Regions from separate parts of the Mus musculus genome. Here all the other regions are linked to region 1. The links are chromatin loops, found by intact Hi-C in ENCODE. Cell type or tissue: gastrocnemius. All regions are shown on one strand. Links, peaks and the distances in the headings refer to the core of each region. The heading gives the core; the rest is flanking DNA. Region 1 has its middle 28 kb from the start of 4930517E11Rik. Region 2 has its middle 140 kb from the start of Gm39920. Region 3 overlaps Slc12a1 (solute carrier family 12, member 1).

Region 1 (10,807 bases), core at 3,768-8,767:
ATCAACTTCAGTCCTTTAAATTAATAGAGTAGAAATCTGTGGAGTCCCAGAGTGTCCATAAACAATTGAACTTACCCAAGAACTTTTAAAATACACTAAGTATTTTACTTGGAACAGCACATGTGTCTTAGTCAGGGACAAAACATCATGACCAAGAAGCAAGTTGGGGAAGAGTGAGTTTATTCAGCTTACATTTCCACACTGTTGTTATCACCAAAGAAAGTCAGGACTAGAACTCAAGCAGGTCAGGAAGCACGAGCTGATGCAGAGGCCATGAAGGGATGTTTCTTACTGGCTTGCTTCCCCTGTCTTGCTCAGCCTAATCTCTTATAGAACCCAGGACTACCAGCCCAGAGATGGCACCACCCACAAGGAGACCTCCCCTGTTGTTCACTAATTGAGAAAATGCCTTACAGCTGGATCTCATGGAGGCATTTTCCCAACTGAAGCTCCTATCTCTGTGATAACTCCAGCCTGTGTCAAGTTGACACAAAACTAGCCAGTACAACATGGTAGGTCAAACACGTAGATAAAGAATATGGAAGCAAAGAAATGGGGTTTAGATTATTTTTTTTTTTGAAAAAGTACTTTAAAAATCACTTAGAGACTTAATCACATAAACATTGATCACTCTTTGCTCTCACTAGCAAATAAGATGAGGAATCTTGTCTGGGGAAAATATCACTGAAACATATTTTGTACCATGGTGGCTACAGACTGGAACTTATACAGTTTGATTTCATAAATTCTTTGGCTCCATTTTTTTCCGGTAGAAGTAAAATGATGGTACAAGTTTTCCCATTCTCAATACCATCTACCTCAGTAATTGATAGCACCAAACTTCTGTTAATTTTGAATAATGTTTGCATTATTAATACAATCCTTTTTGCAACGACTCTTAGTAGACAATTCAATAGAAAACAGAAAACCCAGGGTCAACAGACAGATCATTAATGTCTTTTATATTTACTATGGTCCTATTTTTATTGTTTTAAAAGCATTATCCCTCTATTTCTTAGGTAAATTAAAGTCTATGAATTGTGTAAATGAGCTTGGTCTAACAGTCCTACTCTGACATATGGTAGAGAGTTCAGTAATTCATGCCATTCATCCTTAATGGTTTTTATTTGAAAAGTCTGTTTGTAGAATACAATGTTCATTCACTTTCTTTTAGGAAACACTTGTGTAAGTATTGTTCTCCACAGACAAAGCAGCATAATGTCGAGACAAATTATTTGGAAGTAAATTAAAAAGACCGAATATTTCAAAATGCAAACCACTCAAGTATTCTCTTAAGTAGACACACAAGACAAGGCAAGCATGTCTCCCCTTAGCCCTGTGAAGACACAGCACACCTTGCATACTGCTCACATCCCTCTCCTACAGCTTCCTCTTTCTGCACATGCCTTCTCAGAAAACCACCTGTCTAATGCTATTGATGATAGTAACTTAACATGAGAACCAATCAGACCATAAACTAGTTGGCCACATACAGGACCTGCAGTAAGAATTCAGTGTGCTACCCACTTTCATTATTAGATATTCCGGTTAGATATCTCTGTGTCCATATAAAAAAATTCCCTGTAGCAAGCCTTACATGCTGCTTCTAAAAAGACATTCGAGGGTAGATCTTAGTTCAGTGCACTTTGACTGAAGAGGCATATTTGAGTGTTTTCTCAGGCAGAGCTGAATATGGGTGAAGACAAAGAAGAAAATTTATTTCTAACTCTTTTATGGGGACTGTATTTTAATATTAATTTTTATTTTTTTAACATCATTAATGTTGATACTTAATTAACTGATAATTAAGGAGGACATGTTTCTTTTCAGGTATGGTAGTCAGTGCTGAGGAATTCTGCAGGAGCTAAAACATTAGTGGCTTTGAAAATGTCACCTCACAATTCGAAAGCTCACTTCTTACAGCTACACATGTGCTCCTACATGCATGCTTAACTAATTTGAAATACAGTTGCTCTGCTCTGTATTTTTGTGCCATGGCTGCCATGATAAAAACATGGGACAGCTGAAGTAACAGAGGTCTAGCAATTAAATTTCACTTTAAATGAATCATTTCCTCAAAGGCACCATTGTTGTAAAATCACCATATTCCAAATATTGGACTAGAGTTTCAACATAGGTCTTTTTTTGGGGGGGGGTGGTGGTGGTGGTCTATACATGTTCTCTGTCTCTGTCTCTTTCTCTCTCTCTCTCTTTCCTCAAGGCACAGGTGTGAGTTGCTAACTATTCTTATCTCCTCAAATCCATTCTTCCTGAGATTGTCAATGAGCACCTTGCAGGGTAAGGCTTAGTTGGTTCCAGGAGCTGTTCAGTCCAGATGGTGCTGTCCATGGTTGGAAATAAGAGTACCGGACACCACCCGTTTTCATAACTTTCTTCTCCACTCTAATATAATCCTCATTAGCCAATAGATACTTTTACCTATCCTAACATATTTTTTCACTCAAATATTCTGTGAAAAGATTTCAAAGAAAGGGTCTAGAAATTAAACACAAACGAACAATTGGACTCCCAGATGGCCACTACCAAAGACCTGGGAAGATGGCCTCCAGTGGGGAATATCTGCTAATGGACAGAAGCAGTGGTGGAATCACCTCCAAAGCTTTGTGTCTGTCTGTCTTTTACATTTCAGTCCTAAGAGTGATTCTTTTAAAGCAAGTCCCTTTGCAGTGAAGAACTTCCAAGCCCACTCACTGAAACCTCTCCATGTAGGCTCTGAGAGCAATGAAAAAGAAGACCCATACAGCTGTCCTTGCTGATGTCCCTAAATGTGTCTGTAGATCATCTCTTACCAACAGGTTGCCAAATATTGATGCCAATTAACTCGGATTAAAATGTGGGACCCTGGATTTAGAAGAAACTGGATTGACATTCCTAGCTTAGAAATTTATTAATATGTTTCATTCTCACCATAACCATAGAAACAAAACCCAACAAAAGTATTGCACCCTGTTGTCAGAATGAATCTGGATCCCTGCATGAACTGTGCCACTGACAGAAGACTCTTTAAGGAAGAGTTGGCAAAGAAGACGAGAAACCACTGTCCCCTGCAACTAGGCTGTCATTATAGAACAAGATCAGGAAGAAGACCAGATCTGTACTTTATTACTTTTAATTTAATTTTAAATGGCTCGATACAGATGTTTATATTTACCACAGGCAACATAACACTCAGAGGGTTTATTTCTCTCACCTTACTGAGACATGCTAGCTCATTGTTTTTGCTAGTTTAAGCAGTCTCTCTCAATTAAATATTGTCCATATTGAAAGCTAAGCCTTTAGCAAGACTGTTTATAAGGACATTTCCTGGAGGAAATTGTCTTTCCATGGTACATGCACAGTTTCACATGTCATCTTTTCTTCAGCAAGCTAATTTCTGACTTATAGCTGTGGCAGTGGATGGCAGGCAGCCCAATGCATGGTGTTGAACTTGGACTGCTCCCAGTTTTCTTACAGAAGAATAGGAAAAACTTGTTCCCACACAATGAATTTGGAATAAAATTCAAAATATGTAGCAATGGGTGTGTTACAGCATGAACAGAGAAGCATGCATGTCAGTTATATACAGTTCAGAATGGGTACAGGTAAAATGATGCAGGTAAGCCATTGAAAGCCTACTAGATATTATGACTGTGACTACTGTCATGCGAATGTCTCATCAAAAGCTATGGAAGGACCTGCTGGTGCCCTTCACTGGTATCAATAGCCACAACTACTATTAAGAATCCTCAAAACTCTATCCTATAGCAGATAGCTCTTTCATTCAGATCTTAGTCACTACAAAAATCACTAAATGCTCCCATTGGGACATGACTTCTGGATCTTTCTTGGGGGTTTATTGATTAATATACTAGGCTATCCCTACAGTTCTATTCTTGTTTAGTTCACACTGCAGCTTCTCCCAAAACCCTTCAGTTCCCCGAAGATAATCCAGAAGGCATGGTCCTTAGAACTCACCCCTATCCTTTATCCTTTTTCAAGGATAGGGACCTCCTGTCTTTGTGACACCAAGCTTGCTTTTTTCCTGGCACAATGACTTATGGATCCTGGAAAAATATGGCTTTCCAGTTCTCTGTCTCATCTTGTTCACTCTACCAACTGGAAAGGATTACCACCCTCCTGTCTACCCTCAAGTCTTGTTTCTTCGGTTTCTTCTCAGGTTAAATAGACTTAGAAATTTCTTTTCTTTCCATCAAGAGATCAAATATTTTCTGATAAAATGATATTTACAGCTATATAAAAAACTGGTAGGCTGGTGAAGTCCTTCCAGGAATGCATGCACCATCAAAGAAGACTTTGGGCTTGTTGCGAATTAGCCTTCCCTTGCTGATTTTGTTGGAGTCACTAAACCGGAGGCTATGACCAACCAGTCTTGGACTTATTTCAGTCAACTAATCACCTCCTCCCCAAGTTCACATTCTGCCCTAAGATGTCACAAAATGACAAGACACAATTATAATACTTAAATTAAAAATTCACAAAAAGACAGATAGATTAACATCCCAGTCAATGGCTACAACCTAACTTGAAAAGAGAAGTGGAGAGGCCCATCCCTGCCATTCTCCTAATGGTTCACTACACTATCAGCTTTCAGAGACCAAATTCACTGTCGGCTAATGGTGAGTCAGTAAAGCTAGGTTTTTTCCACATCTAGAATCTAAGGTTCTGTATAGAACACAAGCTTATATGCTCTTACAAGCTGCCTTGAGAGAATGTTTTATGGCAGGGGATCAAATCTCACAGGGGTAGAGAACAATGGTTCTCAGAAGTTATCTAGAAGATTCCGTTGAAGATGCTACTAACCATGGCCCAAAGCCAACCACAGGTGACTTATAAGTCTAAACCACTGCAAATCAAAGCGCGAATTTGGCCACACTGACAGAGAAAAGCTTTCTAAACTCGTAAGTGACTTTTTTTTCCCCCTCAACAGTGCTAAGATCTACTATATCCTATTCATGTGTCGTTTTCCAGCATTTAGTATCTGGCACTTTTCCCAGTTACTAAAAATTCTCATGAAAAGAAGCAGCCACACAAATGCAAGCTGACAAGCCTAAGATCCTTTGTTGGTTTTCTTCCATAATTGATATTACATGTATATTTAGAATACACGGACACTGCAGCCCTGTGCCAGCCGCTCATTCTAACGTCTTTCACATTCTCTTGAATTGTGTGCAACTTCAGCAGTTTCTAATCATCTTACTTTTAAATACCTCTGCTTACAATATGAAAAGGCTTACAGCTTCATTTAAATTAAGACATTCCACATAGCTCTGCCTGCATTCTTTCAAAATACTCAGTCAATTAACATAAGCTACCTTCTAGAGAGGATTTGCTTTAAGTCAGGTGGAAAGAAATATTATTTCAGAACCAAAGAAGAACAAAGCCATGAAATAGATAGAAGATCAAATAATGGAATAAATTGTAAGCTTGTTTAAGTTCCTCATATTTTAAGAGAAAGTATATATATGCTTTTAAAGTGTTCTCCTATAGATTGCTTCTGGGCAGATACAGTCTGCCAGGACAGCTCTAAAGGGGACAAAATATCCAAAATATGGCAGCTTTTTTCAATCAAATGACAGCCCAAAAAGTCTCTGCAGATTCCAAAATACTGCAGGCTCAATCACCCTAGGGTGCAGTGAGCTGAAGCGCAGTTCATCATTCCCAGGGAATTAAATGTGCTGAGAAACAGTCCTGAGTCTGGCAATGTTAAAAATGGTTGAAACCAGAGCATGTCTAACAGCGGGGCCAGGCTGCCACCTGGAGGGCGGCAGGAAACACAGCTCCACGAACGCCAGTCTGTTCCCAACAGTCAAAGAGACCCTTCGGGCTGAGCTAAGCCCCCCATTCTGTTTTACTACTTGACAAAAAAGCTGAGCCTTTCTGTCCCATGGCTCATTGATTAGTGGACCACGTGGAGGCAGCGGCACTAGGTGAAGCCAAGTGTGCCACAGTCTTTCCTTCTTTCCAGACTCAAGGCTGGGGAGGCTCACCCTTGAGCACATCTTTTGTCTCATCCACCCACTTTATTGGTCATTGTTGTGGGTCTTATGTGTCATTTTAGAAACAGAAATATCAGGTCACTTTTCAAAATGTCTAGACTCTTCACGAAGCACTACATACAAGGAAAGAGAAAGCCACACCTTCAAGGTGTGTTGTTCACACAAAGTGAGCACTGGGTATTGTGTGGAGCTCCAATTCAGTCAGGATCACACAGAGAAAAAGACAGAAAGAACACCTGCTGTAGGGGGACAATTCTTTAGTGGCTGTTGAAATCCGATGGGTCAAATCCCTAATCCCCATAAAAGTATGATGTACACATGGGTGCTGTGTACAATATTTTTCCAATGTCCATTTTTTTCTTACATAGGAAAATACAGTAACTACCCCATCTTATCACATTGTGGAGGAGACTGAAATTATACTAATCAACAAGTAAAGATGGTATATAACTCTTAATACAAGCTTTTTGAAAATTAGACTTATCCAGATAGGAAAAAGAGGCAGGACACAGAATACCAACTGCCCAACTGCCAAGTCAGGCAAGAGAGAAAACACTGAGTCAGGAGATGCTCCAGGGCAAGCTGTCACCCTGGGCTGTCACCCTGGGCTATCACTGTGGGCTTCACTTCTTTCAGAAGTCTACACCCACCTATTTCCCTTCCTCTGCTTCTTGCTCTTTCTTTTCACAATGTTTGATCATTACTCAAAAGAAAGTATAGTACTTACTTCCAAAATAGTAAAGACATTTGTTTTGGTTTGGGTTTTTAGTTTCAACTAATTCACAACCTAAAAATAATTGTTTGGGGAAATAGGATTCTGGAAATAATTCTACTGTCCTATTGCATTTCCTCCGGGTAACCCAGCAGAGAGAACATTGGGCCTCTGAGAAGATGCAGGTGAGTACCAATTGGTCCCTACTGGATGTGCTGTTAGTCAGAGAGCTGTAGTGACACCTCCTGGCAAGACCAAAAGAGCACTGCCTTCCATAAAACTGTATTGTCACAACTTTATGATCAGAAACAATGAAGAAAATATATTTTCCCACATGTACTGTTCCTTGAAAGAAAAAAAGTCCATCTGTAGAGAGACACAGTCACAATACTCATATCCATGTTTGAATGGCTTCCATTTAAAAAAAAAACAGCTGAGTCCAAGGAAGAATATAGCTATGTTTTTATTTTATGATACCCAATAACTAAAGCTGGTTTTATCTACTCATCTGGGTATTGTGTACACAAAGTAACATTATCTAATGTGAAGCAGTAAAATTCTATAGAACTTATTTTAAAATTATACTTGTGTAGTATTTCTATCTGGGCTCTTTGTTGGTCTGATATTTCTCTTGAATGCCTGGACAGTTACCCCCAGCTACCTCCTGGAAGCATTTTCAATCTAGAATATTCTTTTTCACTGGACATCTTCCACCAAATTCTCTACCTCTTTCAAAATGCACTACCTGTATTTTGAGAAGCACTTTAATGACATACATACCAAAACTAAAATAAAAATAAATATTATTATCAAATTTCTCTCTCTTCTCAGAGCTTGAAAATGTTAATAAAGCTCTAAAAATATACTAGGCATCTTTCCTCCTTCTGTCTCACTTACTCACCCAGCCATATATACTTAGTTATTAACATATGCTTAGGCTCTATGTTAGCTATTAGGAACACACACACACACACACACACACACACCACTACTACCACCACCACCACCTAAAATACCACATGGTAGACATTGACTTTGTATGACAGGTTTTGAATTTTAGTCATCTGATACAAAGAAGCATCAACTGAGACACAAGTCTGAAGTGGTGATGGAGTTTATGAAAGAAATGAATGATAAAAGAATGGCAGAAGTCTGTGGAGAGCAAAGTCAAGGAGGGACTTACAGAAAAGCAGTAGCCAGGGGTCTGTGGCAGCACAGGATTTAATTTTTGTGGAAATCACAAGGGAATCATGAGTGGCAAGATAAAGTTGATGAATATGGTCATACAGATGCCCTCCCCTCAAAATGCAAGAAGACACTTCCAAATGGGTTTGAAGGGACAGGTCTTGACAAATAGCTATGGAATAATAGTCCTTGCATTATTTCAGATCATCACTTGTTTTTTTGAACAACTTCAGAAGATATCTATCGACATCTTCAATTTTACAGATGGAAACATGGAAGAGAAGCAATGAATGCCCCCACCCCAGATTATAACTTGGAAATGAAAATGCTAGGACTCAGCACAATCCCAGGGCCCATGGATCAAAGTGCACAATTATAACCTCTCAGATGATTGTGCAAAAGCAAGAGTGGGAAGAAAGCCTATAAGAAGGCAGGACAACATTCATCCCAGAACTGATGACCAGAAGGACAGTGGAGAGATGGAGAATTAAGTGGGTTTATTATATGTCTGTACTGAAATCCGACAAGGACCTGTTGGTAGAACGGATATCATGGGCCAAGGAATGCGGGGTGGGGATGGAGCCTTTGGAGACAGTTTAACCATACTACAGAGATGGCTTTCCACCAGAACCTCTCACCACTTTTTCTTTAAACTGAGCATAATTTTTAAAGGGTTTGCTGTATATAGTATTATCCTTTTGGTGTTCAATGGTACATCCTTTAAAATCATACATTCTTTTGATCCTATATATGTACACATGCAACATTTTATCCTAGATTAGTGAGAGTTTGCATCTTATATCACATCATCATTTTATTTTCATTTCATTAAAAATGACTATAAGCACTGCTTAATATTCTACCAGGGGGTGGCTAGCTAGAGCTTAGTAGTTTATTGCTTGCCTAGAATGGGCAAGACAATGGGTTTAATGCCCAGCCCCACAACAATTCTGTCATAATGACATGCTATAATTTCATCTTCATATTGTTATTCTTTTTATGTTTCCTTCTCTCTTTGGGTAGGCACTGTTTCTAATTTTGCACTCATCTTACTAATTTTGTTCATATAAATATTTTTATTGAAATCATGATTGTTTCCTTAGGCTAAGCAAATAAACATGAAATTTGAAAGTCATTCATTAATAAATTAGTTACTTATTTTTGTATTGCATTTCAGTATAACCATGGAACATTTGCCAATGCTTTGCAAGAGAACCTACAAGAAATGCAGATTAGCTGACAGCCAATGCTGGTGGATGTATAGATGGAGCAGTAGGTGTTCATGAAGGCTGTTTTCTGATGGTTTTCATATAAACGGTGGAAAGAAGATAGACCTGCATCTGAGAGTGAAGTATAACCAGAGGAGTGTTCTAGAAGTGAAATTGTTGTTTTTCTAGGATAATGAATGCAGCTAAGGATACAGTCAGATTACGTGAAACCAGTAACCATTTAAGGCCATGATTATCCATTCCTCTGGCATGGTCAGTTGCACAGGTGTTAGCAATAGAAGAAGTCAGATTTGTATTAGGACCAAAGTTCCAAATCTTTGCTCCATGATGATGGCCACTGTACTTCCTGGCAGAGTTATGGCATTTTCCTCTCTTGCTTAGGATTTCTGCCTTTATCTCAGCAGCTCTGATCTGTAGTCCAGCTACTACTTTCCACTGTTACTCCTCTACAATTTGCCCTTACCTTCCCTCCTCTTAAGCACCCAAACTGACAAGCATGTCCTCCAGACATGCCCACAAAACCTGAGCTTGTCTGTATCATTCTTTTGCTCATTCACTCATCTACGTTCAGTTCCAACTCCCTACATTGCTTAAGGCAGTGGACTTCCCCCCCTTTTTCGTAATACTCATTTCTGTTTTTCAATATCTTGTACACAGCAAGTTCTACTTCAAGTTAATGAAACTTAATGTATTTCTATTTACCAGATACTTTTTCATTTTAAACCTTCATCATTAAAAAGATCAAAGTCACCTTGGTCGTATTCACAGTACAGTCTTATTACTACTGAAGCCACTTGTGAGTGATCACTAACAAGGTGCAGAACAATTCGTGTTAGTGAGAAGTCTGGAAATGAAGCATCTTCCACATGTTGCTTGTTTGCAACAGTTAGATTGTATATTTAGTTTTAAAATGGTCACAATAACTAAGAGAAACATCATGTTTCCAGGGACATTTTAGAATGTCTATACACTTCTAATACCACTATGACTAAAATATTCTCACTTCACCCTCCCTCATTTACACACACATACACACTCATGCCAAGTTCAACCTGACTATCAAGATTCCTTCAAATAGAAGTTATCATTTTATTTTATTTATTTTATTGCCACATGTTTAAATCTTTTATTGTTATTTGACCAATCTGGCAGGCAAAGCTGGACATTCTTGGTGGGTTACCATAACAATAATAATAATAATAATAATAATAAAAGTTAAAGTTAGTACATGATGAAGGTCTCTAGGAAGTTGCATTATAGACAGAAATTATCAGACATCTGGGCAACCTCATGAGCTCAGGCCAAGATGCTGAGCATCTGAACAAGAACAGGCAGAACAAATGAAACACATCTTCCCCTTTCCATGGGTTCATGATTCCTTTCAGTGGGCACATACATGAAGTAAAGAAAACCTACAGTAGAACCTAATAATTTAGCATACACAATAATTCTTTCATGCCATTCTCAGACACAGTGTATAAGGGGACCTCAAGTGTCATTAGAACATAGAATAGAATTTCCACTTACATCTTTAGAAGTAGCTACTCTTCAAAATTAATTCACTTAATAAATGTTCAACTTCATCACTTACTTTTCTCTTGCAAACTTTATTTTATGGGCTCAGGATAAAAATGATATTTCTAAACCCTTGAGTTCAAATCCAC
Region 2 (10,807 bases), core at 3,732-8,731, 830 kb before region 1:
GAGAGTTAGGTAGGGCATTTCCCCCATGGACCTTAAATGTACCATCTATATTACAAGGTTAGCAGTACCTACTGTGTGGCGTCACACTGAGTGTTAAAAAGCTAATGTATAAAGAACTTAGCAGAAGGGCTGGTCCAAAATGGGTTGCTAATAACTGCTAGCATTAATAATGCTGTGCAGGGTCACTAAGGCTGGGCTATTTGGTTACCATGGAAGGGAGGGAGGGAGAGGGAATCTGAGAGTGAGCGAAAAGTTGGAACAGACAGGAATTGGTGAGAGACAGGATGATGGATGGATGCCTGAGAAGATGACTCATCAAAGAACTATCTATGATTTATTGATGAATCATCTTCTGGTTGATTCTTAGCATTAAATTATTTTGATTTTGGCTGACACATTTCAGATAAAATAAAAGAGCAGTTGAGAATCTGTCCTGATACAATGGGACTGCTGAGACCTAGAGGACTAGTTTAGCTGGCTATATCAGAAAGAAACTGGAAAAGGGGCAGTTCTCCTCCATGCTCTTTATAACGAAAATATGACTAAAAACAGAGAGAAAAAATTCTATATTTGGCTTTACTGGTCAGTGCCCCTGTCCAGAACCAGTCTCACTACTTAAATTCACATTTTAAAGGCAATAGGGTATGTAAATTGCAAACAAACCACAAATTCACCTTAGGGATTGAGCATCTAACAGGTAAAGGAGTCTATACCAAGCCAATGGTCAGAACCAGCCTAATGCTCAAATCTCATCTCCAAGACCCTGAACCAGTGCCCTGTGGTGTCACTCCAGACCAGGGGTCTTGAACATTTTTGCCTGTCATTACTAGAGGTGGTAGTTATGCAAACCCCACACACTTGTCATGGTAGCTCATTTCTCATGGGCTCAGATCCTCTAGCCTAGGGTAACAAAGGGATAAAAGGTGGAATTTGCAGGTAGCCTAAAGAGGCCTCAAATTACTTAATACCTGAGTACCTAGAGCCTACTGAGGAACTAGAAGGTTCAGCATGAGCTCGTGGGCTTAGAAGAAATACAGAGTCTTAGTCTGCTATGTGAGACCTACTCAACCTACCTGTATTTTAACACAGCCCTCAGAGAATTGGAGGATATCATTTACAATCTGAGAATCACAGTGATTCTCAACCTTCCGAATGCTACAACTGTTTAATACAGTTCCTCGCGTTGTGGTGACCCGCTGCCATAAAATTATTTTCATTGCTACTTCATGACTGTAATGTTGCTACTGTTATAAATGATAATACAAATATCTAATATTTCTGATGGTCTTAGATGACCCTTGTGAAAGGATCATTTGACCCCCACAAAGGGGTCACGACTCACAAGTTGAGAGCCAACCACTTGTCTAAAGGAAGGCAAAAAGGAAAGACAAGTTTTATGGGAGATAGAAAGGTACTGAAAAAGAAAATAGTGGATAGTTGACTTGAAAAGGGACATTGGCCTTGCACATAAGGACCTTCACAAAGTTGCCTGGGACCTGCAGGCAGTATCATGGCCGCAGCTCCAGGTGCAAAGGCCGCCTGCTGAAGCCCGGCTTATTGAGCTCAGCAGGAGTTGTGAATTTGCTTTCCTTCTCTAAATTAGAGACAGATTGCAGGCTGCAGGCTATGCCATGGAGACGGTGGCAACCACCTGGTCTGTCCCCAAAGTCACCCCGAATCTTGCTAGATTCTGCCAACCCCAGGCCACTCAGCCTGGGATTTCAGACTTTCCTGTAGCAACTTTCCCAGCATTGCCCTTCCTCCAGCACTGACCCCGGGGTGGGGGGTGTGGCCAGAGTGTAAAAGCCCCAGGTTCTCCCCAGCCCCTCAGAGTCAATATGCTGTGGTAAACCCGGGAAATCTGTGTCAATTCACACAAGGAACTTCCAAGACCAGCCCAAGTCCCAACTTGAGATGCAAGTGAAGTAATTGTACTTTGGCCTGACTTTGCAGGGCTGCTAATGTAGATTTTCTTCTGCGATGGCTGTTACATTTCTGACTATTGGCAAGAAGGAAAAAAAATAGCTGAATTCTCTCCGTTTGAATGAATACCTTTGCAAGTAAGGTATCTTTCCTAACACATATTACACATGTTCCCTTTCTGTCTCTCTGTCTGTCTCTGTCTCTGCCTCTGTCTCTGCCTCTCTCTCTCTCCCTCTCTCTCTCTCTCCCTCTCTTTTTTTCTCTCTCTCTCCCTCTCTCTCTCTCTCTCTCTCTCTCTCTCTCCCTCTCTCTCTCATGGTTTTGTGAGGTGTGCCAATAAGGTATTCAATCCCTGTTCTCCATCTAAATGAATAAAAGTCTATCTCGAAACGATTCGGTAACTTTCACATTACCTGGGAGTCAGGGTGATTTGGGTTTTGCCTTGTTAAATTAGGTTGGATGCATGGTTCTATGAGGTTACCCAAGAAGAGGAGACATTTCCCTGCAAATGAGGCCATTTTCTCTTAGCATGGCAAAGCTATGTAGTATTTTGGTGGAGCCTGTTGGACAAACTGCATATGCCTCAACTATTTTCAGCCTTATTTGTGAATTTCCTTTCCTTTAAAAAAAAAAAAAACAAGCAAGCAAGCAAACAAACAAACCTATAGCTCAATGGTGCTGATCTGCCTCCAGTCATCTCCAAAGAAGGGCTTAAGCTGCCGGTGTTTGCTTTCTGGTTCCCCTTTCTAGAAATTTGAGAGGCTCAGCTGGGAGCTGTGCTTTAAGGGTCAGGAGCTGGTCTTTGAGGGTATGAGTGATTCCCTGCTCTGCATCCTACAGCCACATATAGCTCTGGATCTCCATAGCCACGGGGGTACTCTGATGGCTGTGCAAGTGTGTATTTGACCTGTGATGGAATGCAGATGGACGCAGCCAAGAGGAGAGCTGGTGGAAAGGCTGTCCCCAGCCATGCAGCTCCTGGGCCTAGGCATGCTGAGTAGCTGTGGAGTGTCGGAGCAAATGTGTTTAACCAGGACTGTGGGTTCTGTCATCAACCTCCACCGTCCCTGCCTGTAGAAGTCTGAGCTTTAGTCCGTTGTGGCCCATTGATGGAAATATTCAAAACTGCCCTGCCTATTCCACAGAGGCGGTCTAAGTCATAGGTGTAGTCTGTCAGTGAAAGTAACCCGTCACCTGGGAATGGGGAATGGATAAATGACTCTTCCAGCTGTGTGGTCCTCAGCCCCCTGGGGGAAGGACCCTAACTCCCCAGTGTTGGCGAACAAAAACTCCTTTCAGAGTGGCCTCACAAGCTTTTTGAAACAAAGCTGGGTTTTTTAGTAAAGCCTTTGTTTGTCTGGACTCAGCCATTGAGAGGAACCACAAAAGAGGATCTCTCACCCCTCAGCACCCACGAGACTCTGTTGCCAGTGTCCCCTTCCACCCCAGCACGATGCCCAGCCCCATGAAGACAGTCTCTGTTCTCAGGAACATTTCTGCCCTCCGTAAAGCTGAATAGTGTCCATTTTATGCCTCTTGCACCTTTATTTCAAAGGATCCCAAGCACACGATCCACTCTGTAGCTTGCTCCGTACTGTTAGACAATAAGGGGTCTTTCACTGACTGGCCCAGTTGAAATGCCACCACCATCGTCCGCCAAGCAGCTTCCAGACAGCTGTTCTGGGCTGTGCAGAAAGTATCTCTCCACTAGAGATCATGTAGAAAGCCATATTGCTGACAAGGGCTCAGTAAGACAACATGTAATTTGTAAAGCGTGAATTTCTACAAAACCCAGTGTATACTCAAACCACCTCCCCAAGAATCCTAAAACAGTGGAACAATCCTATTAAATGAGGATGCAAACTTTGACACTGTTCATTTTTGGTCTACTGCAAATGGCCCTTTTTATAAACAAGCAGACCTCTTAAAATGCCATCTGTATAAAGACAGATAGAATAAACTTTATTCAGTTGGGTTTCCGAATGGCTGCGAGCATTAATGTGCTTATCCTGAAGTGGTTCTGCAAAGGGCTCACTGTGTGTCAGCACTGGGCTAGGAGCTTGGGAAGCCTCACATAAAGGAATGGTTCCTTGGCCTCAGAGTCCTGCACACCACTTTTAGATGATCACACCTCCTATGTGAAAGCAGGAAACTAGGGGTAACTTCAGACCTCTGACCAACTCTTTGGCCTCTTGGAAAACAACTCTAATCCTCAATGTCACTCATTGTTGTGACAGCATTTAACATCACAGTTCTCAGCATGGCTTCTCATATTGAAGTTTCTTTTCTAGCACCAACTACATTGAAAATCTGACTTCTTTTCTTGTTTCTTTTAAAAAGAGTATTTAAAATTTTGGTTCAATGGGGTTTATATATACATACACTTTAGAGTTCCGAAGCAAATGCTCCAAAGATGAAAGAAATTTGAAGAGTGATTAATCTACCAATCCACATGTAGTGGTCTAGCCGAGTGCCTGGGAGACCCTCACCACCTCAGCTCTTTAGTTTGTCTCCGTCTCTCTGAACCCTTGCCCCTGTGTATGCGTATAAAGCTGGTAACTACTTGTAAAATTATTATGATGCTTCCATAGAATCCGTTCTGCCTTCAGTCTGTTGTGGTAGAAGGATAAGGAAAATAGAGATTGCTTGAATGTTTTTCAAAAACTCAGATTCATAATCGGAGAATTCTCTAAAACCAATCATCAATAATTCATTAAAAATCAGTTTCTGCCTGACTGTACCTGTAACTCATCAGACTCACAGGCTGAACATTTGAGTCAAGAGAGCAGAAACTCAGAGTCAGCCTCTCTCTCTCTCTCTCTCTCTCTCTCTCTCTCTCTCTCTCTCCCTTTCTCTCTCTGTGTGTGTGTGTGTGTATAGATGAGCTCTTAATATCAGGAGCTGTTAGAGAATTTTGAGGGATTTAGGCAGGAAGAGAAATGTGGATTAGTGACATTGGCAAAATTCTGTGGAAGAGGAGGAAAACCTGGCTTTAAAGGAAGACATTTTACAGTTGGGGCATCACCAAGAAACCCAACTTAGCTTGGACAGAAGTTGGTAGAGTGGTGGCCTTACTTGACAGGCTTGGGTGAAGGCTTCGTTTTCAGACATTTACTTGACCATACAGATGGTGATTAGTGGAGAATAGAGGGACCCCTGGGTTTCTTGAAGCTCAACCATCCCCTTCCCTTCCTCCCCCACCCCCAAACTCCACCTTCCCAGGAGACAGTTGGACTACAGATGACATCATCTTAGAGGCAAGGAATTGCATATTAAATATTTATAAGTCATATGACTGAGCACTCCTCACACCTGAAGGCCTGCCTTCTGCAGTTTCTGACTCTAAGGCCTGGGATAGAACCAGATGCAATTAATATTAACAATTCCTGGTCTCACCACCAATGCTGGCACAGCATTCACAGTTTGGAAAACACCGATCTAATCTTATCTAATAGCCTTAGCTTACAATGAAAGGAACTGAGGCTCAAAGTATGCTTAGGGTTTAAAGAGAACGTCAGCAGACAATTACTTATCACTTTCCCAGTGTCACCTGTGCAAGGTCCAGGCTAGTTCTCAGTCCCCACGGAACAACGCCAACATTGGCTACCTTTAACTTAGAACCAGCTTCTCCACTAGTAGCTACAGTTCTTGACTACTGTGGAACGGAGTTGCTCAAAGGTACAGGAGTAAGTGAGCCAACTTTGAGACTTTTACTGTTTATGAAAATGTTACTTTAATAAAACAAATCTCCCATAAATTAAACATTTACTATCTCCCTAAGCTTAGAGCCTGCAGGTGGCAGTGTCTTCCTTCTCTATGCACAGTCAGCCCAGGCTTATTTCCCCTGAATGCATAGCAGACTTCCAGATCATACCACCCACCACAGCCTGGGATGGGTGGGACTGGGCAATGGCATCTAGAATTCTGAGAACTGTATCATTCCAGAGTAATGCATGAGGATTTGGAGCTTTTGAAAATGTTTTTATTTTTCTAGTTACATTTTTATCCCTTGCACAAGGCCCTCATACTGTGAGTAGCTGGAAACTAGACACAGAGGAACATACCACGCTGGCTTTAGGAGTTCAGTCTTGAGTGAATGTTCTTCACAGCGGAGGCTTCAGGCTTCCAAAGCATCCTTTGATGCAGAAAAGTTGGGGGTGAGAAGAAACATCCAGGGAAAAATATTCTAGGAACGGCATCACAGAAATGCCAAAGGGAGAGACAAACAAGTCTGCGATTGTCGCCGAAGAACCCCCAGAGATTACGCACGAATTCACTATTTCTGTATGACCCAGGTCTTGCAGATGGCCTGTGGTCACAAGGTCTCCATTTTGTCAGCAGTCAGTGACACACAGAGAGAAATTTCCCTCTGCTTTCAACCCTGTGATGCAATCATCGCTGCAGTATGATACACTCAGGACTCCCTTCTTCCTCCCAAGAGCCCACACTGGTACCTATTACTTATGGCTTCTCTGTCTTCACCCTCTGAAGCCAAGCGAAGGTCAGTGAATTGCATTTTGATTAGTCTTCCTGACTCCATCCCTCTCTTACAAACTTAAACTGTTGTCTCCAAGTTTTCAACAGAAAGAGACGGAACTCCCTGGCGATGCTCCAGCTCCAGGATGGAGAACTCCTTTCATACATGGTTTCTCAGTCTCCTCATCATATCCTTCTTTCTGCATTTGCTGGAACCCTAAACAAACCTTAACCAAAATAACGGTAGACATTTGCCTTTGTACATTTTGTTCCTTTTGAAAACAATATTACTTGTTTTCCAAGATTAAATGTCCACGGCGGAATAGTTTCCTCATTCTCCTACATGGTCGAGCTATCATTCCGTAGAGCCTACATCGCTCTGCAGTGTGATGTGCCTTCTCACACTAGAGGGAAGTGCCTGCAGCACACTGTAGGTGGAAGTGACTTCAACACACTGTAGTGTGATGTGTGTGTTTACCAGTTGCTTCTGACTCTTAGCCTGGTTTTACTTCCTTCCATTGCCCACTGATAAAACGACTAGCTTTTTTCTTAACATTTTCACTTATATTACAATTAGAGAATTAATAGAGACTTAGTTCTTTGACAAATTTTATCTTAAGAATATTTTAATGAATTAAATTTGTTCCCTGACACTTCATACCTGTATACAATGTGTTCTAATTACCCTCGCCTCCCACTCCTGTCAACCTGCCGGCCTCCCTTTTCCAGGTGTCCTTTTGTTTTATTTTGTGACCCACTGAGTCTTTAATCACAGACTTGGAACTCTCCACTGGAGCCTGGTGGGCTCACCAGTGGGTACCCAACTAAAGGCAATGTCTCTCCCTCCACCTGCTTCTGTTTGTAGCCAGTATTCAACAGGGAGGAGCAGGGTCCCACAGGGCCCTCCCTACCATGACTGACTGCTGACAGGGCAAGTCTTGTACAGGAAATTGCAGAAAATAAAGAGAAAGGGGACTGTTTTATTCTTCTTCATACCCTAAGGCCCAGCAGAGAGGTAGGCAGTGGATGATAAATAAGTGTGCCTGTGCTTCTAATCAATTAATCCTCCTTGAGATAGCACTTTCTTCGCTTTCCCTAGTGAAACCTCCTTTTTCTACCTTAGACTTTCCCCTTCTGGGCATTATTTGACTTGGCAAGTCAATAAAATGGCTTGACTTTTATAAGAGAGAGGTTGGTGTGAAGAGAAAGGCAGAAATGTTGATGCAAAGACTCGTGGGAAGTGAACTGCTAGTTTCCACGGGTCCTGAGTGTCACCAACATCGTTTTCAGCCTCATCACTGTCACCTGTTGTTCCAGACATCTTTTTTTGCCTTCTTAGATAAATTGACCTTTTTTTTAATAATCACGCTTCAAATGTCTTTTTTTTTTTTAACTTCATCCCCTGTTCTATGTTCTATTGCATTAGTAATACAGCACGGCCAGTGTGCACTTTGCCCGCTGTCTTCAGCAGCTGACCTAAAGGGAGGTTTTGAACATGGCCCTGTTTTAATGTGAAGGTCTGGCTCAGTGTGCATTTAAATTCACCTGTGCTATTGGTTCCTTCTTCCTCCAGGCTGAAGGTCTGTGTCTCTCGGAACATGTCATAGGCTCTCCTGATCCCTGAGTACACAACGCTGTCCAGTGGTACATGTTAGCACTACTCCTTATGATCCCTGAGCACACACCACTGTTCATTGGTGAGTGTTAGCACTACTCCCTGTGATGATGAGGGAGGAATACAGAGAAACCCAGAGGCAGGCAATTGTGGGAAGGCCCCATGCCAAGAATGTTAAACAGTCTTCATAAGGTGACACTTGGTCAGCTAACCTGGGTCATCAATGTCAATGATGATGGTGAAGCGTAGCTCTCATTGTAGCTGTGGGAGACGAAGAAAAGACAGTGCAGTGTCATATCCTTTCATCCTAACATTTGGGTAGTGGGGGCCAGAGGAACCCAAGTTCAATGCCAGCCTGAGAGAGCAGTGACTGTCAGGAACACTCTGCAGAATGGGGTTGTCTGGGATGATGGGTGTTCAGTCTAGAGTGGCCGAGCTGATTGAGGAGGAAAGCCAAGAAAGACTAGACATGTGTCTACAACTTCTCCTAAGACCCAGTGGAGGTAGGAATTAGTGTTATGTGGTACTTCCCATTAGGAAGCAGCAGCTGCAGCCAGGTGCTATGTTTGATGGAGTAACACACCAGAATTCACCACAGAGAGCCCCAGATTGTGCAGAAACAGCTCTCTTAAAGGTACTTTCTTTTTGCCCCAAATCTATGGTGATTTCTAATACCTTCCCAACAAAACAACAGCAGTTACCAGCAGCCATTTTGTAGAGATGTTTTCATGCTGGAGTAAGATAGACTGGGAGGGTTTCAGCTTTGTGTGATTTAGAAGGTAGTAAATGCTTACTAAATGTCTGAAGCAAGAGAAATGTCCTGAACAAAATCTCTACATCCTGAGAAGGCTGATGTCTAACCATTGCTAATCACACTGAAAGATATTTGAGATTTCCATACACTATATTTATAATGACCAATAAGATATACTTGCACTTCCATTTTTTACAAAATAAGATATATTGTGTGTATGTATTTAAAGCATGATGGTCATGCAAACACTGAAGAATCCACCCCTAGGCTTAGCAACATCTGAAGCACATGTACATCCTTGCTGTGATCCATCTTTTTGACCTGCAATTTGGAATTTTATTATTCCTATAATTTTTCTTTACAGTTTTTACATTTATATTTCTAAACAGCCCAGTTTGGAACTTTAAACAATACTATATGAGTCAGTATAAGTGTGTGTTTGTGTGTGTTTGTGTGTATGTGTACATACGTATCACATCTAGAAATATTTTCCATCTTTTCTCTTTGCTTTGAGAATTCTTCCTATTTACTGATTTCTGGTATTTTATAAAAACAAAAGAAAATCTTATTTATTCAAACTGTTATCAATGGACAGTTAACCAAAGATTCCTCAAAGCCTGTTAGGTACATTCACATCATGTTCTAGGGGATAGGCACAAACACCTCCTGAGATCAAAATATCATCTTCACTTTGACTAGGTAAATTTATTTAGCACACATGCAGAGACTCTGGCGATTTGGATGGTTAGGAACATTAATTTCCCCTAAAATATCCAAGTAGTGAGTCCAAGAGAGCACTGATCACTATGAGGCAGACTGCAGGACCTGGTTGGGTGGGAAGATGAGTGTTTGGACTAGAGAGGCGTGGGAGACCCAGAGCATACGGTAAGGACAGCTGTTTCCCGGAGAGGTCCTATCATTGTACACTCCTGCCAGCATGTCAGAGGCCTCTGACTGCTCTACACTGGCCTACATTGACTGTTGCAAGACTTCTACACTTAAGACAATAAAGTGAAAACAAAGTAGTTGAGGTTTCAATTTGCATCCTCCTCTTGATAAAGTTGAAAATATATTTTTTAATATTTATTGACCATCAGAATTTTTCTTCCATAAATGCCTTTATATGTATCTCCAATTTTAATGGAATTAATAATTTTTGTTATTACTTATATGTAGAATATATTAATTCTTTGACAGTTATAATGTCCAGCAAATAGTTTCTTTTAGCTATGAGTCAAGTTTTAGTTTCTTTATAAAATTATGGTAATATTTGACTATGTACTACATACATGTACACTGAGAAAGTAAATTCTGAGCTATTTTATATCCTGGTGGCTGGCATGTAGCAGTGTTTATTTTCAGGATATTACAGTAGAACTGAACAGCTGAGGCCTTGTCCTCACTATTTCATCCTACACAAAGGGAACACTTGGCTGGTGCTGAGTGGTTGTTTATAAAGAGAAGAAAATGGAGGCAAGCTGTGGTCATTCTCTATTTGCTATTAAGAGTATAGTTCAACTCACCCTTTCTGCTTCTACTTTGAATGGAAACAGAAGTGACCACCCAAAAAGAGAGACAGTGGAAGACTCTAGGGGCAGGGGCAACAGCTGTAAGGTTGGAAAGAATTGGGGTGACTGCGGTTCCCGCAGCTGCCCTCTCCACTGGCTTACAGGCCACAGCTCTTTATGTCATTGCTTCCAGCACATCCCTTACCATCTCCCTCTAACCTGTCCAGTGCTTAGTCACTGTGCTCCCCCCACTCTATCACAGATCATAAACCTCCATGAGGTGCTAGTCTCCTGGAGATCATGGTGTCCCGGTGGTTCTCGAAACAGAACATCGAGCAAATACAAAACTCCTGCTCATTGCTCATTATGCAAATGAACAGGACTTGTGTTTATTCAGCCTGCTCTTTCTTGTCCCCCCACCCCAACCCCTCCAGGCTGTTATCTCAGTTTGCTGTTTCAAGGGTGTATTGCTCTGTCCTATCTCAGACACTCTCCTCCATTTCTTCAATGTAAAAGACGATTTATCATAAT
Region 3 (10,807 bases), core at 3,217-8,216, 1.1 Mb before region 1:
TTCAAGGAGGTGAACTCCTGTCCAAGCCGTTTCTTCTCTTTCCTGTTTCCATGGGTATCTTCTGTGCCACCTAACATTACCCACTGTGAACAGAGAGAGAAAGCACTGCTTCCAGATGAGGTGGCTCTTACCACGAAGACTTCGCAGCAGATGCAGAGGCCACTATTCTTCGTAAAGGCGTGGGTTATATCCAAGAGAGCGGGTCTAGTCATGGGTCCGCCTGTTAAGACAATGCACTGGGGTCTGAAAGCAAAGAAGACATGAGAATTGGCCCGTGCCGGAGGCTTGTGAGCCCAGAACCCCTCAAGGGAAATAAAATGCATAGAAAACTAAGAGAAATGAGACACCCCTTCCTCGATTATTTCTTGAATTTCCCACCAGAATTCCTGAGTTATCTTGACTCTACATCCTGTCATCTTAGTATTTTTCATTTAATTAATCACAGCAAAAGTAGGAAGTAGGGAAAGGGTAGCCCTGTACCCGGGGTTCCCTTGTCTTCCCTTGGTGTGCAATATGTCACCCCAAATCTCCCTCACTCGCTGATATTTTTATTTATCTGCCTTGCTAGTCCATGTTGTGAGGCACCATCCGAAATAATAAATAACTAACGAAGATCTAAGATTATAACTTCTCTGCAGGGGATTCATTACATCATGAAGCCCCAGATTGATCGTAGATAAAACCAATGATTAAGGTGCACAAGGACCTGGGGGATGTCCCTCTGAAGTCACCTCCTTCAGGCCTTTCTGTCTCTAGGCCTGGAAAAGGCCACAGCAGTGTGAGCAGCTGTGGCACCTGGAGGGCAGAGCTCAGAACAGAAGGAAAACACACTCATTTCTGTCCTTGGTAACAGCGTGGATTATAGCCAAGCAAGCAGGCCTCTGCCGCTGTGAAATGTGACTTTGCGTGTCTGAAATGTGCCCACAGAATTTGCAGAGACTCCGATGCATTTGATTCCTCTAAGGAAAGACTCTTGTAATGTGAAACACCATGGGATCCCGAAAGCCGACTTTACCTGAAGTTTTTCACATGGTCTTCCACTGTGGTTAATTCCAGAGCGTTGTCTAAAGCACTCACATAGGACAGAGCCTGTGTGGAGGAGCCCCAGTTCACATCTGCGGACAAAGGAGGCAATTGTACTCCCCCAAATCAACCTTTTTATTCTCTGTATGCATTGAATAATGTTTAATAAGCCATTCTCTTCTACAACCTTCCTTGCCTATACAAACAGTGATGAGAATCCAAGTTAGTTAGATAGTGTTTCCTGCAAAGAGTGTTGTACCCTCCCACGAGCACCCATGGGAATCCTACACGCCCATGAGCACCCATGTGACCTTTAGGCATGAGACTTCCTTCCAGCCAGGATCACACTGTAAATCTGAAGCCCCAGAAACCTTGCTTATGACCAGGTAGGCAGAAAGCTCAAGGCCTTCACAAATTCTTAAATTAGAAACAAAATTCTTAAATTTCTCTATGCGGGAGTAGTGTGCACACAGAAATATATTTATATTTTGAGTGGCATTGCTGACTAGCTTGGAAATTCTTACTTGTGGGGGTAATGAGGAGAGTTTAGGCTCTTTAGAGAGTCTGACCTGACAGAAACCAACCTTCAAGAGAGGAAGCTCAGCACTCGACCCTGCCTCAGAAACAGTAAGCTTAAAAAATTAACTGGATTCTCTTAAGTTTTATGATGAGAATTGCCAGAGATGAGCTGACAGACCCGCCTCTGATGAGAGTCTTTCAGGGCTTGCTCTGCAGGGTGAGGACTGTGAGGGTTTTAGCTGCAGACTGAACAGTGTGATGTGAAGCGTTGACTACGTACCAGACCAGCAGACCTTAGGACGTCCGTCCTTTGATTTTATTATTATTGTGCATGAATCTGAGTGGGCACATACATGCCACAGCACATGTATGTCACAGTACATGCATGTCGCAGCACATGCATGTTACAGCACAATCATGTCACAGCACATACATGCCACAACACTGCATGCCACAGCACTTGCATGTCACAGCATATACATGCCACAGTACATTCATGTTACAGAACATACATGTCACAGCACACTCATGTCACAGCACATGCATGTCACAGCACACTCATGCCACAGAACATGCATGCCACAGTACACTCATGTCACAGCATATGCATGCCACAGCACATGCATGCCATAGAACATGCATGTCATAGCACACTCATGTCACAGCACATGCATGTCATAGCACATACATGTTACAGCACACTCATGTCACAGCACATGCATGTCACAGCACACACATGCCACAACACATGCATGTCATAGAGCATGCATACCACAGCACACACATGTCACACACATATATGTCACAGCCCACACATGCCACAACACATGCATGTCACAGCACATGCATGCTACAACACATGCATCTCACAGCACATGATGCTTGGGGGGAGGGTGAAAGGACAAGATTTAAGAGTGGGTTTTCTCCTTCTAAAATAGGCTCAAATGATTGAATGCAAGTCATCAAGCTTATGTGGCTTATTTTACCTAGTGAACTAAGTTGCTGGCCTGATATTCATTGTTTTGAGGCTAAAACCTCTATTGGTCAATTCAACATTCATATGTAAAAGGACAAACCTTACTGAAAATACACCTTACACTGCTCCATATGGTAGATAATAGACCTTAATCAATTACTAAAAGCTCTGAATGTCTGTGACCTTGGGTTAAGGAAAGATGCCTCAGATCACACACACAAATACAAATGAAAAAAGAAAAATCAACTAGTTCTGATAAAAGTTAAGAACTTGTATTAATAAAAACAACCAAGGAAATAAAAATAGAAGCCACAGGCCTGGGGAAAATAGAAAGTACACACTGCAAGAGGAGCCAGAATACACCAGGAAGCCTCACAACTGAGCAAAACAACAACAACAACAACAAGAGGCGTAGTTTTAAGTAGCTGCCTAACAAGATATATGAATGGCAAGTAAGATTCTCAGTGTCATTGGTCACTGGGAAATGCCAATTGGGGAACTGAAGTGGAAATTTCTGATTTCTTTGGAAACTCAGTTGGGTCATGTGATTTTTTTCTTCCTGGAAATTGTCTTATGAAAGGGCATGTGATCTGCTGGGAGGGAAGCTTGAGAGGGTTGTGATGTTTGGAAAGAATATAAGTTCAACTCCACAGACAGTGAATGGTGCTCTTGCATTGGTTCTCCTTGCAACGTGTTGCTGGGCTTCAGTGGACTTTGCATGTCATGACTTCAAGGACAGTAACTAGCCAAAGCATTTCTCATGGGATTCTGGCTGGTTCTTGCCGTTTGCAGACTCATGCCAAGTTGGTGGAGCCTCGTGGGTTCTTCTGGATCGAGCAACTGCTACTGATTTACGTTTGGTGTCTCAGACTGAACTGGACTGCTGCTGTTATCCTGACATTGAAGACTGGAATTGCACCCAGGGACTATTTCTAAACAGGCTCACATTCCTGTTTCCTATGAACGTTTCTTTTTTTCCTCTACCTCTAGTAGATGTGGACTAGAAGGTAGGTTGAAGCCTTTAAGAACCCTTCTTAAAGTATATTTTGAAAAATCTAAGCCTACAGGCAACAGTGGCTAAGACTACACCTCTATTAAAAAGGACTTTTAAAAGCAACCGACTTGCTTTTTAAAGTCTCCATGTTGCCAAGGGTGTGGAGTGGCTAGGGCGCTGTTATAAACTGCTGTTTGGAGGGGAAAATAACGGTGTTACTCTGGCAGACAATCTGGAAGAAAAGTCACATACACCATGTATAAGCAGTCTTAGTCCTAGGCATTTACTCAACAAAAATGAAAACAGAGATCCACTTAAATTATATATAGATATAGATCCCAAAGTGAATATAGTTATATGCCCATCAACTGTCAATCAACAAAAGAGATGTATTGTGGTATGTTCATATATGATATGCCATTCATCCATATCAAAGGACAAATTGCTTATACATGCTACAGTATGGACTGGCTGTTACCATCTCTGCCTGGCTGGCAGAATAATGTCGGTGACACAATGGTGGAGCTGGGCTTCTGAATGCTGACTTCTGAGCCCTGGGTATTTCTAACTGTGCTCTCCGTCCTCCTGGGTTCTGAAGTTAAGAGCTGAAGTTCAGGCCTCAGTGTCCACAGTATCCAGATTACTTCTTACTTCCAGGACACCTCATGGCCCTTCTCTTGAGTCTTCAAGAACTCTATCTCTGTTAAGGCCGTGTGTGCATCTTCAGTTCACTCCTGTTCTCCACGGAACCTCATCCCTGCCCTGCCATTAACCACCTCCACATGGCCTGATGCCGCTTTAGAACTTACTTTGTTCATTCAACAAATATTCACTAAACTCACGCAGAGTAGTTGGCTCTGTGAACACGAGCTATGAACCCAGAGAGAGTTTTGAACAGCTCCGAGCTTGCTCACGCCTTGCCCTATTCTCAGCAGCGTGTTTACACGGCTCTTGTGATGCATTATGCTGTGCTATAGTCAACTGCCTCTCTGAGTCTGAGAGCTCCTTGAGAGACAGGGTCTTATTTCATTAGGACAGTGGAAGAAGGTGACAGAAGGAAACACTTGTGAGGCCTGAGTTCAGCTCGATCACACCCTGACTCTTATTTTGGTAAATGACCAACACTCTGAACTCCAATTTCTTTGTCTCTAAAACAAGCCTCCCATCACCAAATGCGCAGCATCACCGTGAGGATTAAATGAGCAGACAGCGTGTGTAGAGCTCCACGGTGCTAATCATCATTGTCCTTAAGTAACATAGCATTGTGATGAACTGCCTTGCACACACTACATGTAAGCACACGGAAGCTACATGGTAAACATACAAATGGATGGATAGAGACAGCCACGGAAGTCCATTCTAGGTGGCCTTTTTTCTCTTACCTGGCTTCTTATAAGTCACATAGATATAGAGGAATAACTCAATGACATAAGTGATGACAGCTGCCCACCAGTTGATGACAAACATGACTGCACAGCACAAAATCGCTCCAAAAAGAGATACCCACATGTTGTAAATCCCATATGCAGGCCTCCATCCTGGAAGGAGAAATAATAAAGAAAAACTGCACACATCAATGCTACTGTACCACTCTGTACTATAAAAGTGCAGTTAACAAATCCTCCTCTGGCATAAAATTGTAGTTTTTAGGTCCATGTCCTAGCTCTTAACTGTTTTTTCTTTTATGATCTTGCATCCTTGATCTACAAAAGTAGTATTTGTACCAAAGATGATGCTGTAAACGTTGGGAAATAGAAAGCGCCTGAAAAGCAGATGGTCACAGACGCCTCTGTGCTTCTTGTGAGTCCTGATTGTCTTCCCAAATTACCAAACCTCAAGAATATAAAATCAACACCACCAGGAAGCTAAGGGAAGAGGGTACATTGGAAAAAGTGGTGTCCTGGCAACAGGTGGGCAGAAGAATGTCCTGTCTTCCCGAGAGCTGGTTAGCTTTTGCTCCATGCACAGAGAAATAGAGGTAGCCTGCCTTACTCTTATTCTAAGAAGACGATGTTTGCTCCATCAGAAGCAATGAGCAATAATCTCACAGAAGAGGAGACATTTTGCTATCTGTGGTCCTTAGGCACAACACATTGATATGTACAGCATTAGATTTTAAAGTGTCTGTCACAGTTCCTATACACACAGATTTCTATGTTTTATTAGTTTTCTGAAGTGAAAGAGCCTAGGAAACAGCTCAGTCAGGATGGGAAAACCTGATTTGTAGGACACATTTGGTCACTGGGTCAATGCAACTTTAAATCTGGAGTCACTGCAACTCAGCGGGAGTCTGTCTAGAGGAGCAGTTCCCTCAATGACCACAAGGTGGAAACAGCACTCCAGGAACGCCATTAGAGAAGCCCCAGGTGTTCTTAGTTCTGCTTCCTCTCAGAGACAGAGGATGGAGGTCAGGTGGGTGGGGAGGGGAAGGGTGGATTTTGAGAGTCATTTTGGGGTTTGTGTATCTACAGGTGTCTTCCTGCATACTTTTTAAAAAATATTCTTCCCCTTTTCTCTCTTTCCCATTACTCCTTTCTACTCTTCTGATAATTGTAGCTGGCTTGTTTGGTTTTGTTTGTTTGTTTGTTTGGTTGGTTTTGGGTTTTGGGTTTTATTTTTGTTTTTGTTTTTGTTTTTAATAGCAAAACATGGCACAGGATTGTGGATTTGTGTTTAAAGACAAACCACACTACACTAAACATCTTCAGTTATTTTCTGTAACCCAGTGGCCTTGTGTGGACACAGGCCCCTCAGTCTCTTTGCAAACATCATTGTCAACACGCTGAGGATGGGGGCAAATCGTAAAAGAATACTTATTTAGTAGCTTGGAGGAAAAGTCTTCACAGTGAAGAACTTTCTGAGAGTCATATGACCCTCAGGTGACTTTCTGGAGGGGTCAGAAGGACAGTGGGAGCAAATGAGAGATGAGGGGTGATGAGCTAGGAGACAGCTCTTGGGTGTGGAATTTTAAACGATTTAAGACCACAGAGCAGTTGTGTACCGATGCCCCCAGCGTGGGCACGGCAGTAGATCTGCATTGCCCGCATTCAGCAGGTAATTATGGGAACCGCTCATCCTTCTCTTCTGCACCATGGGCAGGAAACAAATTGATAGTGAGGAGGTCTCAAATATATACATTTATTCCACTCCTGTGGTCACTTTTACCCTGGAAATAAATAGTGGTGTTTTTCTACTGCTGAAATAAATGTGGTTTCTCTTGCAATGAATAATTTATTGCCACAGGAGAAAATTGACTTTACGGTTGGTCAAAAAGGCCATTGCTCATATGATTCCTTTTCTATTTCGGAAGTCATCCCCCAACTCACCAAAATAAAGTGGATTATGCTGCCTACAAAGATATAAGAAAACATAAAAACACAGATTGAACACTTTTCACGGACTTATTTCATTTATCGAGACTAACTGTTTGCTTAGGCTTATGTTTTCATTTAGGCTTACCTGGAGATTTGGCATACGAGGCATGGAAACAGGAGAAATTAATAAGCGCATATGAGGCCAGGAAGAAGTTGGAGATGATGGGGGCAATGACATTCAGCTCGGCTGCAAGAGAAGAACAGTATGAGTGACATGTGTGCAGCGGGAGGGCGGCCGAGCAGCTGCTAAGGCCTGGAAGCGCCACTTTTCTGGAAATTGAAAACATAGCTCGCAGCTGTCAAAGTTTAAGAAGTTAGTGTTTTGTTTTGATTTTTTGTTTTTTTTTTCTTTTGAGACGATATACATACTTACAGCCGAGGTTTCCACGGAGTGAGACTCAAGAAAAACCTGCCAGTTAGAAAATAGACAATCCAAACCTCTGTCTCTACAAGAGCTAAGCACACCAACAACTCCTCTATAGCAGTTTCTGATGTACCAGGCCCTGGATTCCTTGTCTGCTATATAAACAGTCAAGAGGTTCTGTAGGACGGAAACCCATGCGCTTCTCAATGGTTTTAATGGAGATAATTTAATATATGCATTTTTAAAAAGTGGAATGTGTGATCATTTAAATGCTGAAGAAGAGGGCTGGTAAGATGGCTCAGTAGGTAATGGTTTGCTCAGCCAAACCACGTCACACAAACACACTCAGGCACTCACACACAAATGTAATAAAACATTTAAATACAGCAAAGGGCAACAGTTTGAATATTACGGTTAGATTATAATTGTTATATTACTGGAATCTTCATATAAACTATTTTTATTTATTTTCTTAAAAATCTAACAAATTTAATTGGAGTTATATGTAGCCCTTTTCCAACTGCATACACATTGTATAAGCCAAATAAGTTGCAGTTGCTCCTAGAGTTTCACATACAAAGGAGAACCCTTAGTTTGGTTTTGGTTAAGGGAGAGCAAGGATTGTATAGCTGACAAATACCTCTTTTCAAGATCATGTGGCTACTTCTAGATTGCTTGGGATTGAGAAAGGAAACAAAATCACAATCCAGGTAAGTGATTTTCAAAAGATTTAGTGTGTGTGTGGGGGGGGGGGACTGGGGGGCAGGGACTTGGAGAGCTTGTAAAACGCAGATTCCAAATCGTCAGCGATTCTAACTCAGCAGCCCTGGAATTGGGCCTGCAAAATCTAGACTTTCAGAGACACTCTAGTGATTCCGAGAGGCTGGTCAAGGAACTACATTTGTGGAAACATTGGCCTACATAATTCTGCTTGCCGTTTAGAGCTATCAGGCTAGTGCATAGAGCAGGAGCTGCCGTGGTGAGAGCATACTGACTTGAAGGGAGGGTTCGGTTGTATTTGGCTGGATGGGCTTCTAATATTCAGGTTCAGAGAACAGAAGGGTAGATTCTCCTTCACTTCCTCAAAGGTCCTCTTTACTAAACTGTCTCACTTCCCTCTTAGACAAACACTAGCATTCCCAGACGGAGTCTTAACCATAAACCTGCTAACGACTCTACGAGCAAAAGGCCGAGTAGTCAGAAGAGTCCTTGGCTTTCTGTAGTGCAAGAAAACTACACACCGATGAGAATGAATGCCATGGCTATCACAAAAGTGAGGAAGTACCCTCTCAGGGGCTCGTTGTTTTTCCCATAGCCCTTTGCGAAGAACTGCAGTCCTTTGAAGATGTTGTCCTTGCACAGAGCCTAATGGGAAAAAAGAGGAGACATTTGTCATTTGTATCTATGTGCACTCGTTTTCTCTAGGTGATTCCGAAAAGAAGATTTGGGAAAGATTAAGCGATGCACAATCCGAGGCGCACGTTAACACCGCGGCTCATCATTCTTTATATTATCGGAATCGATCTTGACTATGTGGCAGGCACAGCACTTGAGCTAGATGCAAACATTAACGGTTGCAGAAAATGATGGAAAGTGATTGCTGGTGGGAACCGCTATTTCAGCTTGTTTCGGAGGCAGGGAAGACAGTGCACGCTTTCACGGTTGTATTACCTGGAATACTTTGGGCGCACTGACGAGGGAGGCCAGGGCGGAAGACAGTGTTGCCGAAAAGATCCCTGCAGTGATGAGGGGCCCGAACCCGGACACCATGCTCATGACCTTGAGAAGAGAGTGGTTTGGATTACGCAGTTTACCCAACAGACGGTTTGAACAGCTAACTCTTCTTGAACACAGTTTATTCCTTCTTCACTTCCTGTAATTCCCACGCATAAACTAATGATTTCCACCCTGCTTCCCTCTTGAATTTGTAACACTTCTCTTTTCAAGATAAAATGACCTCTTTTCGTTCTTTACCAAGCACTAGCCACCCACCACAAAAATATTTAGAAAACACGGAAAGACTAAAGAAGGAAGGTCCGTCCCCCCCCCACCCACCCCAAGGATTTTCATAGCATCTCCCCCTGTGCTCCCTGTAGCTCTGGTGGGAGGAAGTTCTACCCCAGAGTGTGGTACCGACTAGGTGCGAGGAGGGGCGTGGCTGCCTTCCAACTTTTTTTTTTAAGGTATTAGCTTTTCTCCTAAGTGTTTCCAAACCTTTGCTTGTCTTCTGCTCTTTAAACATAACTTTATTTTTTGACATAATTGAAACACTCATGCTTTGCCTCAGAATAACAATGAAAACGATAGCAGCATCACTATGACCCTGGGAACAGATTGTACATGTTTGGGAGGAGCCTGTCAGCTTGAGTTGTATTTTGGAATAATGGTTTCAGCTGAGTCTGTCGGCTGTTAAATGAGATGGATGAAGGCTTCTCGGCCCATTCACTTCTTCCTCTCCTTACCAAGCACATAGGACAATTAGTCCGTACTGTGTCCTACGTTTCCATGTTGCTTGGCCTTCATTTCTCTCCAAATTTCTCACTCACAATTTCTCCTCACCCTGTCTCTTGCCTTAGATTTTTCTGCTCTAAAGCCTGTATACAAAATGCACTCCGAGTTTTCCCTAGCCTGTGCCTCTCCTGTCCAGTACGATATCTCACACTGTTGACTGGAAGCTAGGAAACAGCATGGCGCTCCCCTCTGAGTGACAGGACTCTCCTATTGTCTCCCTAATAACAGTGCCTGCAAAGGACAGGTTCCCACCACAGAACACCTGCATGGCTTCTTTCCCTCCCACACCACCTGCTCCTTGCTTAATTCAGATCAGTATTTAATCATTTGCAGATCCAAAAGCTTCACTAGACTTGATATTCTGAAAATGCAGACACCGATAAACTCTATCTTTCTATCTATCTATCTATCTATCTATCTATCTATCTATCTATCTACCTATCTATCATCTATCTATCTATCTATCTATCATCTATCTATCTATCTATCTATCTACCTATCTATCATCTATCTATCTATCTATCTATCATCTATCTATCTATCTTTCTATCTATCTATCTATCTATCTATCTATCTATCTATCTATCTATCCTTTTGAAGTACATACCTGGAAATTGTTCATCAGCCCATACTGACATGGCTCGTGTTGACATCTTGAGAAGTCGTAGCCCAACCCACAGGCCGCAGAGCCATTGCAATTCATCCCAGAAACGATGGTGTCATTCATGCTGCCAGTGGCATCTCGGACCACACAGGCGGCTGGGGAAACATTTGTCTGTCATTCTCCCCCTTGCTCCTTTTCAGTGTTGGGACAAAATTGATCAAGAGCTTTGTATTTGTGAGGCAAACATTGCAGCGCTGAGCTAAGTCCCTGAGCCCCACACCATCTCCTCATCTTGTCATCCCTTTGACAGAGGCCTGCTCTCTTAGGGTTTTGTTCTGAAAACACGCTAAGTTGGCACTGAGTCTGAACATATGTATTCTAAGCCTGTGTATACAGTCGATCCTTTTGGGGACATGGTTGCTAGAGCCCCTAGCTTCTGAGT

What was found. Peaks named below come from ENCODE experiments on the same cell type or tissue, not always from the same donor. Only the 100,000 strongest peaks of a DNase experiment are listed, where the experiment ranks them.
Region 2: a loop joins it to region 1, with 14 times the contacts of the local background. A loop is called at or near these places in 20 of 42 quality-filtered maps.
Region 3: a loop joins it to region 1, with 4 times the contacts of the local background. A loop is called at or near these places in 18 of 42 quality-filtered maps.

The regions. Positions count from the first base shown.
Region 1 is chr2:124,096,059-124,106,865 of GRCm38, reverse strand. It overlaps a transcript of Sema6d not described here. Among named protein-coding and RNA genes, the nearest start is that of 4930517E11Rik, 28 kb to the left of the region's middle. In gastrocnemius, for the core only: CTCF peaks have their summits at 5,785 (motif pointing left) and 6,977 (motif pointing left); DNase peaks (open chromatin) are centred at 5,775 and 6,947; H3K27ac peaks cover 315 bases.
Region 2 is chr2:124,923,582-124,934,388 of GRCm38, reverse strand. No RefSeq gene overlaps it. Among named protein-coding and RNA genes, the nearest start is that of Gm39920, 140 kb to the right of the region's middle. In gastrocnemius, for the core only: a CTCF peak has its summit at 5,718 (motif pointing right); DNase peaks (open chromatin) are centred at 5,747 and 6,522; H3K27ac peaks cover 308 bases.
Region 3 is chr2:125,184,433-125,195,239 of GRCm38, reverse strand. It overlaps Slc12a1 (solute carrier family 12, member 1), which reads right to left. Exons shown (of 27, transcript NM_001079690.2): 11 at 10,369-10,520; 12 at 8,922-9,029; 13 at 8,492-8,615; 14 at 6,972-7,073; 15 at 4,895-5,050; 16 at 1,016-1,115; 17 at 132-243. Gm46760 (a long non-coding RNA gene) reads left to right here. Exons shown (of 3, transcript XR_001783449.2): 3 at 7-370. Among named protein-coding and RNA genes, the nearest start is that of Gm46760, 12 kb to the left of the region's middle. In gastrocnemius, for the core only: a CTCF peak has its summit at 5,827 (motif pointing right); DNase peaks (open chromatin) are centred at 5,827 and 7,111.